Linked DNA regions of Homo sapiens: all the other regions are linked to region 1. The links are chromatin contacts, found by Hi-C or POLR2A ChIA-PET in ENCODE. All regions are on one chromosome and are shown on one strand. Each heading gives the region's core, a stretch centred on a gene start or an enhancer-like site at or near the end of the contact. The rest is flanking DNA. Distances are from core to core; before and after follow the strand shown. Region 1 holds the start of KDM6A (lysine demethylase 6A). Region 2 holds the start of CXorf38 (chromosome X open reading frame 38). Region 3 holds the start of USP9X (ubiquitin specific peptidase 9 X-linked).

Region 1 (3,567 bases), core at 311-2,810:
GGGCCGATAGGAGCAGCCATTACTTAACTAAATGACAGTGCCAACAACTTTCCACACAAATAAAAAAAGACTACACCCCGAATCCTCCCCAGCCTCCCCTGTCAGACACACAGGAAATGAGGCTCCAGGAAGAGAACACGTTTACAAATAACTACGGTATTTCTATGCCAAAAAGACCCAAAAAGTAAACAAGTCACCTAACTTCAGGTAACACACACTGCAATCGAGATACATGTCAACAGCCCAATGCAAACTCTTCACCGACCTAAACTCCGTGAAACTTCCCCCTTCTGGGAGCGGGGACACAAGAAAGCCTAAAACATTTGGTTAGCAGTAGGCATCACGAACAGCCTGCTTGAAGGAAAAGAATTTTTTTAAACCCGTAGAGGCAAGTTAAGTCCGAAATTTGGGAAAATCTGAACACACTCACGATCCCTTGACCCTAAACAGGCACCTCGAAGATCATCGGCCTACCCTCAAAAAGCTGTAAAATAGCAGGCAGTTGTGTCGACCCAGTTGAGCCCGGCCCCAAAGCGATCCCGTCTCTGTTCCTCCAGCTACAAGAGGAAAAGAGCGATTTCGCAAGGGAGCAAGCAGGGTACCCGGGGGTGGGGGGAGAGCAGAGGCAGGAAATAGTTTCCGGAAGCCCCTCGACCATCGTCCGTGGCCACAATGAGCACAGACCCGGCCGCGGGGCCCGGGGCGAGCGCGGCGCCGGCCAGGGAGACGGTGTCCGCGCTCCGACTCGCAGCTGCCTTACCTTGCCCAGTAGGGCCTTCGTCCTGGCGCCATCTTCATGAAATCTCACGAACCCAAAGAGGCGGCTGTGGAGACAGACACAGTTTACTCGTTAACGCTCAGGGAACGCCACCGACCCGTCCCTGCCCGAGCCCGAGGCCCCAGCGGAGGCGGCGCGAAGAGCGCCAAACCGAGGTGCCCGCCCCGCCGCCGCCAGAGACAAGCCGCGCTCGGTCCTCCCGGGAGAGCGGCTACTGCCCGTCCGGAGCCGACCGGGCGAGTGACGGCGGCCCGTACCTGTCCAGTCCGCCGAGCGCCTCCCTCTCCTCGGCTGTCAGGCTGGGGGACGCCTCCTCGCTCTCGCCGCTCGCTTTTCCCGCCGCCATTTTCTTTTCCTCATCACCGAAAGCGGCGGCGGCAGCGGCGGCGGTAGCGAGCGACACTCCGCAGGATTTCATGGAAACGCAGCGAATTCACAACTCCAACGCCGACACCCCCCCTCGGACCGGGGCCCGCAGTGACGCCCCCAATCTGCGCGCGGGACCAGCACACCAACTTTATCGCCGCCTCCTCCTCCGCCGCGGGCGGCGGCGACGAAAAATCCCAACGCGGCGGCGGTGAAGGCGGCGGCGGCGGCGGCAGGGGCTGCGGAGCCCCCGGGTCGGCAGCGGCGGCTTTCGGCTGTAGGGTCACATCGCGGGGTTGGGCAGGGGGCAGCCACAGGCGGGGACGGCGGGAACGGCCGGAGCGCGCGGGGCTGGGGAGCACTGAGGGGATTCGTTGGAGACACAAACTTCCCCGGCACCAGCACAAAGTTGTTGTAATTGTGTCACACAGCGAACCCCACGCCGCCGCCGTGACCCCCCCTCCCCGCCCGGCTGGCGCCACCAATCGGCGCGGCCCGCACGCCTCACGTGACCTTTGTTGACTCACGTCAGCCGTGGCTCCACTTAACTTGCTAGCTGCCCGAGCCCCGCCCACCGAGGCCGCCACCGAGATGGGAGCGGGACGCAGGCCAATTCTAGCCGGTGGTTGGCTGCTGGGCGCGTCTGTCGGGGGAAGGGTTGTCACCGAGAGGGAGCTTCCTGTTAGGTTGTGCTGGTTAAATACACTGGGGCAGAGAATGGAGGGTCCGGGCCGTGTCACCTCGGGAACCGCGGCGGGCTCTGGAGGGGGAGGGGAGTGGTGGGGAAGGGCGAGGTCCGGCACCGCCCGCGGCGGGCGCGAGCGGCGGGCGAAGACGCCAAGGACGGCATTTGCCTGCCCGCGAGCTCTGGGATGTGCCCAGACCGCGGCTCCGGCCGTCCCGCGCGCGCTCCAGGGGTCCCGGGACCCCACAGGGCCTGGTACAGGTCGCGTAGCCGGGAGGCGGCGCACGGCCCTCGACCTCTGCCCTCCGAAGAAGGCTCAGACTTTTGGCACTGCTGGAAATAATGGCCTCCGCGAGGAGGGCGCTCGGGGAGCGGCTGCCGGTCCCGTGCCCCGCGGTCCGGGTGCCGCCCTAGGCCAGACCTGCGCTGGCAGCCCCGATCACCTCACCCGCGCCGAAAGTGAAGGGGGAAGGGCTCCCCTGACCCCCGCCCATACGCCCCAGGCCGGAGGGAATGAAGAGTCGCCCGCGGGGCCTGGCTTGCCGACCATGGCTCCCCACCGCCAAAGGTCTGTCTGTTGGCGGCACTTTGGGGCCAGATTTTCGTGCTGTGTTTACCCTGTGTCTTATCAGTAGTTCATTACAGTCTTACAAGAAAAAGCAATGAGAAATTGTGAAGCGGGATCTGCAGAATGTTGGGTTCTATTGCCATGATTTCAGTGGAGCCTTCTTACAAAAGTAGGGGCTGCTTGTGGACAGACCTGAGAGAAGACATAATTAAATCATCACAGCTGGTGGCCCAAGAAATCCTTTCTATCCCCCAAAACCTGCAGGTTTGTAACCCCTAGACAACAGTAACATTTTGTTGTTCTGTCTCTCAGGTGCAGGGGAAAGGCTTTAGTCTGACTTTTAATCTTTACTATAGGTGAAAAAAAAATAGGCCTTTCGACTACTCTTCTCAAAAGGCAAATTTATTTACTAAGCTGTATGTCTTATAACAGGGATAGGAAAAAATTGATAGACATATAAGGACAAGATTCTGTTTATAAACGGAGTTTTTTATATTTTCAATAGGTTTTCCACCTGTAACCAATAAAAATTATATATTTAAACTTGGATTTCAAAATATGACGAAGACAATTCAGTGCTGACCCAGTAATTCCTACCAGTATTCAGCGGGAAGCTATGGGAATCCCAACTGATTTTGCACACAGTTTTAAATTGTTCCCCTGAGACTAGTAACTAGACGAACAAACTGTAGTTTTGTATAGATTATAGTTCATGTTTAATTACTTCCTCTGAAACACCTTTCCCTTTATGATACTCCATTTTGCTTGAATGAGTGTGTACAAAGGGCCAAATCTTTTCTACGGCTAAATTAATACATTGTTAACTTTGTCACAAATGGTGACATTTAAAGCCAAGGAAATTTTGACCCCAGTAACTCGCTCGCACACTCTCTCATACACACACACACACACACACACATACACACACACTTGCACAAGCACAGATAGACATTTTGCTGGTATTTGACTATCTCCCTGAAGTTAGCAGTTCCTGACTCAGGTCCTTTTCAAGGATTATAAGGCTACTCAATCCCGGCCGGGCTCTGTGGCTCACGCCTGCAAAGGGAGGCCGAGGCGGGCGGATCACGAGGTCAGGAGTTGGAGAGCAGCCTGGCCAATGTGGTGAAACCCCACCTCTACTAAAAATACAAAAAACAAAATTAGTCGAGC
Region 2 (3,567 bases), core at 427-2,926, 4.2 Mb after region 1:
TTCTAATTAACACAGTAATCTGTTCAGCCAAAGGATACTAACAGCCATTCTTTGGACTGTGGTTAATTTGATAACTTCAAGAAGTTATAACTTTGCTACCCTGGATTCTGATGCAATTTCAATATAAAAAGTTGTTCCTTTCATAGTTTTTCCCCCCAAAAGAAGTGCCTATTACATTTTACCTTAATGTTTATTTATCATCCAAGTGTTCTTGATATAAAATCAGTATACAGAAAATTTTAAGAGAACTTACATTCAAGGGACATAGAGGGAAAATGTTAATGTGTATTTCATTGTTTCTTGTGGAATTTTTTTTTCATTCGGTTTGAGAATGGACAGTGTGTCTAAGGATGTGATTTAAATTTACTTAGGATGGATTTAGCATTGAGGTTATTAAGACAAAGTTAGCAGAGGCCAGCCAGCACTGTGCTGCACAACTCCAGGAACTCCATGGTATGCTCACAATTTTCTGCAAGTTGCCTCCACTTCCAAGTGGCCAGTGATTTGTTAAAATACCTTGCCCAAGAATATAACTGATTGATGAAAGGGCATATTTAGGTCAATATAAAATAATAGCAAGTATTTACTGAGAGCTTACTGTGTGCTAGGCATTTTCTTAATATTTCAATGTGTATTTAATCCTCACAACAACCCAATGTGGTAGGTTATTGATATCCTCTTCTTAAAAATGAGTAAATGGAGGCCCAGAGAAATGTAATTTGCCTGAGATCAAATTAAGGTTGCTTAAGATCAAACTGCTAAGAAGGGGCAGTTTGAGTCTGAGCTAGTGCTCCTAAACACTGGACATTTTTGCTGTGAACCACAGTCGGGAAGGTTTAATGTTTAGACTCTTTCCTCAGAGGCTTTTAACTACACACAATTTTGACATGTTTTCCAAGCTCAGAAAGCTCATTAAAAACAACTAAAACTGACCTGACTTGTCACTTGGAGTTGACAATCCCAGTGCCTTCTGACCTTTGTGGCACTTCTTTGGAACTTAAATCAGACTTCCATGTGCAAGGAGCACTAATTATCATATAATCAAGAATACTAGATAATTATCGTCTAACCTTTGCTAGGTGCTTCAGGATGCCCTTATCTGGCTCAGGTGTGCAGCCTTCTAGAATCCAAGTGATGTGTTGCCCTAAACAGGCAAACGCCCCCTTCTGGGTGGTCCAGTGGCGGGGGATTTTGAGTTTTGGGTTAGCTTGGCACACCGCAGGCAGCCAGCGGTCACGTTTCACTAATACCTCAATTTGCTACAGCTGGTCTGTGGGCTTAGGAACCAGTAACTCTAGAATTGTATAATGCAAAGAACATACACGATTCAAGCAATGTGCCCTGAGCACCTTGTACATCTGGACAATAAAAAAAAGTTAAAACAGAAGTGCCCTACATTAGGAGAGGGAGTCGAATCGGATGCTGACAGGGTCTCTGTTTGGGGGACGAAGAGGGCCTAAGGGTTTCAAATAGTTAACTGCTTCCCCAAGCACCAAAGTTGTTAGACGTCAGACGTCAGACGTCACCCAAGTGGGGTGGAGCCGACGTGCCCCGGAAGTCAAGATGCCCCGCCCCGGGATCGGTGGCACCGCGCCGCGCAGGCGCAGGCGTCGCTGCCGCCGGCGCAGGCGCCGCTGCCTCGGGTACTTCCCAGGCTCCGCGCCTGCGCACTGCCGTCCGCCACGCCCCGCAACCTCCTGGTTCCAAGTGGGAGACATGGTGCTGTCGGAGCTAGCGGCGCGCCTCAACTGCGCCGAGTACAAGAACTGGGTGAAGGCGGGCCACTGCCTGTTACTGCTGCGCAGCTGCCTGCAGGGTTTCGTCGGCCGCGAGGTGCTCTCCTTCCACCGCGGCCTACTCGCCGCAGCCCCCGGCCTGGGGCCCCGCGCCGTCTGCCGCGGCGGCTCACGGTGCAGCCCTCGCGCCCGCCAGGTGAGCACCTGGCTCGGGGCCTTGACCACCGCCCCCACCCCACCCCTCCTCATCCCCGTTCCTGTCCCAGACCCAGAGCGCAAGTGTCCTGTTCCCTCCGCGATGCGGGGCCCACCGCGACGTCCCTCCCTCCTGGGCCCCTCCTCACCGCCGCCCCCTGTAGTTTCAGCCTCAGTGTCAGGTGTGCGCTGAATGGAAAAGGGAGATTTTGAGACATCATGTCAACAGAAATGGAGATGTGCACTGGGGAAACTGCCGGCCGGGCCGCTGGCCCGTGGACGCCTGGGAGGTGGCCAAGGTAAGCGCCTGAGGCGGGGACGGAAGGAGGAAGCGGCGGGTCACCCAGCACTCGGGGTGGCTATCTGGTCTTGTGGTCGCCGGGGCCTCATAAACAGATGCAGAGAGAGAGATTGATCAAGGGTCTAGGCGGTTCAGGGGTGGTATGCGGGACCCAACCCAGCTTAGTGAAGTAGAAGCTTTCTTCTACCCGTCTGCTTCCTGAGGGCATTTGAGTTTGTTACCCCTGCTTGGAAAGTTACAGGAAAGAGTTCTACAAGAGATACTGGGGCAAGATGCAGAGCGAGCATCATGAGCACAGGCAGGGAGGGAGGGAGACTCTTGTGTGGCCTGTTTGAGGGTAAGGCTCGCTGAACAGCTCATCAGCTCTTTTTTGGCTATAGGATGCCGTAAGGATGACAGAGTAAGCCAAGGGAAGTTAGGGCTAAAATAGCACCTTAAGTGCCCAGTTAAAGGCACTTTGGGTAGCTGGGAATGGGGTAGGCAGCCGGATCTGTCTTCAGATCTTGGCAATGTCACTTACTAAGTAGATCGAGTAGGAAATTTTTTTGCCCAGTAAGGGACGGAGAGGGACAGCCAGAAGTGGCTTCCTAACACAAATTGACTTTAGCAGTCAGTCTACATGCCAGTAGTTATCAGCAGGCACAGGGTGGGCACTGGAAAGGAGCAGTGCCTGGGAAGCAGATGATCTGAGTCCTGGATCAGCTGCCGTGGTGTGACACTGGGCCAGCTTGTGCTCCCCAATCTCAAAAATGAAAGGACGGCCGGGCGCAGTGGCTCACGCCTGTAATCCCAGCACTTTGGGAGGCCGAGGCGGGCGGATCATGAGGTCAGGAGATCGAGACCACGGTGAAACCCCGTCTCTACTAAAAATACAAAAAAATTAGCCGGGCGCAGTGGCGGGCGCCTGTAGTCCCAGCTACTCGGGAGGCTGAGGCAGGAGAATGGCGTGAACCCGGGAGGCGGAGCTTGCAGTGAGCGGAGATCGCGCCACTGCACTCCCGCCTGGGCGACAGAACGAGACTCCGTCTCAAAAAAAAAAAAAAAAAAAAAAAAAAAAAAAAAAAAAAAAAAAAATGAAAGGAATTGGGGCCGGGCGCGGTGGCTCATGCCTGTAATCCCAGCACTTTGGGAGGCCAAGGTGGGAGGATGGCTTGAGCTCAGGAGTTCAAGACCACCCTGGATAACATGGCAAAACCCCGTCTCTACAAAAAAATACAAAAATTAGCTGGGTGTGGTGGTGCATGCCTGTAGTCCCAGCTACTCAGGAGGCTGAGGTGAGAGGATCACTGGAGCCTGGGAAGTCGAGGCTGCAGTGAGCCGTGATCACACCACTGC
Region 3 (3,567 bases), core at 541-3,040, 3.8 Mb after region 1:
TCCAGGTAAAAGAACAGTACACATACTTCTCTCCCCGAAAAATAAAGCATGAATATTTAATCTATACCTACAACTTGCTTATTTAAACTAAAAGACAATCTGAAGCAATTATATACACCTGTAAACTGCACCGTGTAAATTCAATTAACGTTGTAACTATGGAACTTCCAAAAAATAACATGCTTAATTTAAGCAGGTTCTACTAGAAATTTTGCAAATTCTCGTGTAAGTTCTAGTCGCTACAGAAATCCACACAAATAATTTAAGAAGCCATCTACACACCTGCTGTATAACTCTTTAACTTATTTCACAATGAATGAAAAATCAGCCATTTATCCAACCCTAAGCCTCACGTCACAAGAATCTGAAGACCTGATCACTACCAAACTCGCACATGCTAATATTTGCAGAAACAGTTAAAAATAGAAAGGTAATAGGTCCAAGCTAGCTTGGAAGCGATTTCTGCATTCAAAAACCCCTTTCACGGCTTTGGCCCTCTGCAAATAAAGCGGGGCGAAGGAGGTGTAGGAGGCCGATAACCCAGCTCCCACTCCAGGAGCCCAGGGCCGGGGAGAAACTGCGGGTTATCGCGGGAGGGTGGGGGGAGGCGGACAAGTCGTCAGGCCTGATAGCCAGGCGTAGCCGAGGCCTAGCTCCCCAGCTCCAAATCACTCCACCTCAGTAATGGCGTTTGGTGTCAAGTGGAACCAGACCGGGTAGGAAAGCGGCCGCCGGGCGGGGGGCGGCCAGCCCCCAAACCGACCCGGCCCCCGGGTGCGGACGGCGGGGGGGCTGCCCGCCACGCCCGGAGACTCCATCCTCCTACTCGGCCCCAGACAGGACGGGAAGGGGGAGGAGGGGGAGGGACGGAGCCGTCAGCCATTTTCCCTTACAGTCCAAAACACACAGACACGCTCTCGGGACACCGGCTCCACACACAACACGGGCCCGCGCGCCCGCCCAGCCCGGGCCGGAGGAGGGGGAACGGGGAAGCCCCAGCCTGGCCGGCAGCCGCCGAGGGAAGAGGCTCGCACACACGCACACCCCCCTCGCCCTCCTCCCCTCACCCACATCCAGCTGTTGGCCCCGGGAAAGAGCGTCGCCCCAGTGCAGCTGGCCACTCACCGCACGACACAGACGTCTTCTCACAACCAGGGCACACGGAGGCGGGAGGCACCAGGCGACGGTGGGGCTCGGTCCCGGGACGAGACCTACCCTGGGTGCATCCCAGGCCCGGGGGTGACCGGCAACAAAGTGTATCGAAAGGCTGCGGCGGCCGGGCTCGGGGCTGCGGGCGTCTCAACCAAAAGGCTGCACACCGGCGCCGGAACTCGCTCCTCGCCGCGCCCGCCTCCTCCTCCTCCTTGGCCGGCGACGGCCCTCTTCCCCTTCTCCCCTCAGGCTGGGGCTCTCGCTGAGCTCAGACGGGCTCCGGGCGGTGCGTTTCTCCTGCGTCACCTCCTCCTGCTCCTCCTCCTGCAGCGACGGCTTCACCTTCCCCTAGTCGCCGCCTCTGTCCCCGCTCCAGGCCTGGTGGCTTTGAAGTAGCTCGCTCCTCGCTCCCGGCGCCGACCCAAGCACCGGGCGCTAAGGCGGCCGCCTCCCGTGAGAGAGAGGCGGCGGCGGCGGGCTCCCGCGAGGCCCGGGAGCTGTGTAAGGCGGGGAGGGGCTAGGCGCGACAGAGGCCCTGACGGGGCCGGGTGCGGAGAGGTTGCGGCTCCGGCGGCGGCGGAGACTAGCGTCCGCAGCCGCGGATGCCCGTCCTCGTCAATATGGCGGATCCGGCAAACCAAAAAAAAAAAAACCGCTCGGCCAGTGGCGGCGGCGGTAGCGGCGACGGCGGCAGCAGCGGTGGCGGCGGCGGCGGCGGCGCAGACTCCCACTAGCCCCAGAGCCGCCCAAGACCCGAAGTTCTCCGCCCCCGTCAGGGCCCGCCCCTTTCAGGCCCCTCCTTTCGGCCCTCCCCCTGCTCCTGCCCAGCCCCCTCCCGCTCAGCTGCCCCCTCTTCTCTCCCTCCACCCCGGGCCGTCAAGGCTGGGAGAGCAGCGCGAGCCGCTGAGGGGGCCGGGCTTCGGCGCGAGCCGCCGGGAACCCGGAGAGCTAGGGTGGGGGAGGGGAAGACAATGCGGTAAAGATTGTTCGCGCAGTACTGTTTCTTCCGGCTGGCCCCTTCAGGGTCGTGCTACGGCCAGAAATCCTGTTCCATGCCCCTCGGCTCAGGAGCGGGACGAGGGCAGAGGTGGCTCTAGGACCGAAGTTGGGGAAGGGAGGCCCGAAAAGATCTGGCACACCACTCGGGAGGGGCTGGGCGGCAGGGACTGGCGGGGTGTGTGGCCACGACAGGGTTAATCGCGTGAGCCGCAGCCGCGTCGCTCATAGTTTGACTCGGGCCGCTTGTTTTTGTTCCATTGTGAACCGTAGCCCCGCCGACAAGAACCCGGATGATGACGTCACCGGCCTCCCCCTTTTCCGGGACCGTGGGGGGAGGGGCGCGGAAAGATGAGATCTCGAGACCACGCGCTGGGCGGTCGCCGCCGCGGTGCCTGGAGGTCCCGGCGGTGCAGCTGACCCGCGTCACGTGACGCACGAGCTGGCCGGGCCACTGGCTGCGGGGGCGCGAGGTCCCGAGGGCCTGGCCACCTGCTTGGCGCCGATAGGGGGAAGGTGTGGCTATCTCCCGCAGCGGAAGGAGGGGGCGTGGGGAGTGAGGTCCTTTTCCCCACCCCGCGAGGGAGGTGCTCTGAGAAACTCTTTCACACGATCATGCATCATCACTACCTCAAAGCGTTTAGGCGTCCTCAAAGCGTTTAGGCGTCCTCACAGCCTAGCTGACGGGACTGACCACCTTTTTGGCCATAGGAGCCCTTCAAACAGACCAGCAAAGAAAAAAATTATAAAGTGCCCCAGACGGCTTAGCGAATAGGCCGTACTTGATGTGGCAAGATTAGCCTCCATTGCCAGATCATCAGCACAATTCGGTGTTAGGACCCGGAAGAAACTTATGAACCCATCCGCTGTGTCATGGACTATTTTCTACATGTTTATATTCCAAAGTGCGGGCATAGGAAAAACTTAGGCTAATCTCAAATTAATGGGGTGCTTGGAACAAATCTGTACAGTCTACCTAGGATGCCCAAATGAAGAGGAAATTAACAGTTCCTAATTTACAGATTTCCTTTTGACTTAAAAAATACCTGTGGACATCAAATGGCATGCAAAATCATAGTAAAACCCTACAAACCGAGATCTATTTTATAGAGAAGAGGGTTGAATTTAGTTATGCTATGATTATATCAGTTTGTAATAAAAGACTGTTAAAAATGGAACCAAACTAATGTAGGTGACAGTGAAAGCAAGTTATTGGTATCTTAAATTTTTAAACCATTTCTCTATTTAGCACAAGATTGTTTACAAATTTTTCACCACAAATTATCTAATAGGGTATCCAAGATGTATCATTCATAGCCCTAATAACTCTTAGCATATGTTACCTTGTTTTTATAATTATTTCCATGAATCATTTGCTTCCCCACTAGCTCATGGGCTTCTAAAAAGCAGACACGACCA

What was found. Hi-C counts contacts between places; a loop is a spot of excess contacts on that map. ChIA-PET counts read pairs that join two places held with the same protein, here RNA polymerase II (POLR2A). Pooled maps may share reads with other maps.
Region 2: a loop to region 1 is called in a map of mammary epithelial cell, with 19 times the contacts of the local background. The contact joins the promoter of CXorf38 here to the promoter of KDM6A in region 1. A Hi-C loop is called at or near these places in 1 of 168 maps with a recorded cell type or tissue (mammary epithelial cell), 1 of 37 single-sample maps with no recorded cell type and 8 of 50 pooled maps.
Region 3: a pooled map of gastrocnemius medialis shows a loop between it and region 1 (22-fold over the local background). The contact joins the promoter of USP9X here to the promoter of KDM6A in region 1. A Hi-C loop is called at or near these places in 3 of 37 single-sample maps with no recorded cell type and 13 of 50 pooled maps. POLR2A ChIA-PET finds 5 or more read pairs at or near these places in 3 of 52 experiments (Panc1 and T-cell).

The regions. Positions count from the first base shown.
Region 1 is chrX:44,871,181-44,874,747 of GRCh38, reverse strand. KDM6A (lysine demethylase 6A) reads right to left here and starts at 1,560. Exons shown (of 30, transcript NM_001291415.2): 1 at 1,036-1,560; 2 at 761-824. The coding sequence starts at 1,196. RefSeq lists silencers at 561-660, 671-750, 791-1,050, 1,391-1,620, 1,871-2,370.
Region 2 is chrX:40,645,670-40,649,236 of GRCh38, reverse strand. It overlaps CXorf38 (chromosome X open reading frame 38), which reads left to right and starts at 1,676. Exons shown (of 7, transcript NM_144970.3): 1 at 1,676-1,932; 2 at 2,096-2,230. The coding sequence starts at 1,717. MED14 (mediator complex subunit 14) reads left to right here. Exons shown (of 31, transcript NM_004229.4): 31 at 1-932. RefSeq lists silencers at 1,460-1,640, 1,476-1,775, 1,896-2,045 and an enhancer at 2,296-2,495.
Region 3 is chrX:41,083,668-41,087,234 of GRCh38, reverse strand. It overlaps USP9X (ubiquitin specific peptidase 9 X-linked), which reads right to left and starts at 1,790. Exons shown (of 45, transcript NM_001039591.3): 1 at 1,126-1,790. RefSeq lists silencers at 596-1,055, 1,756-2,135, 2,566-2,635 and enhancers at 1,180-1,717, 2,256-2,795, 2,545-2,839.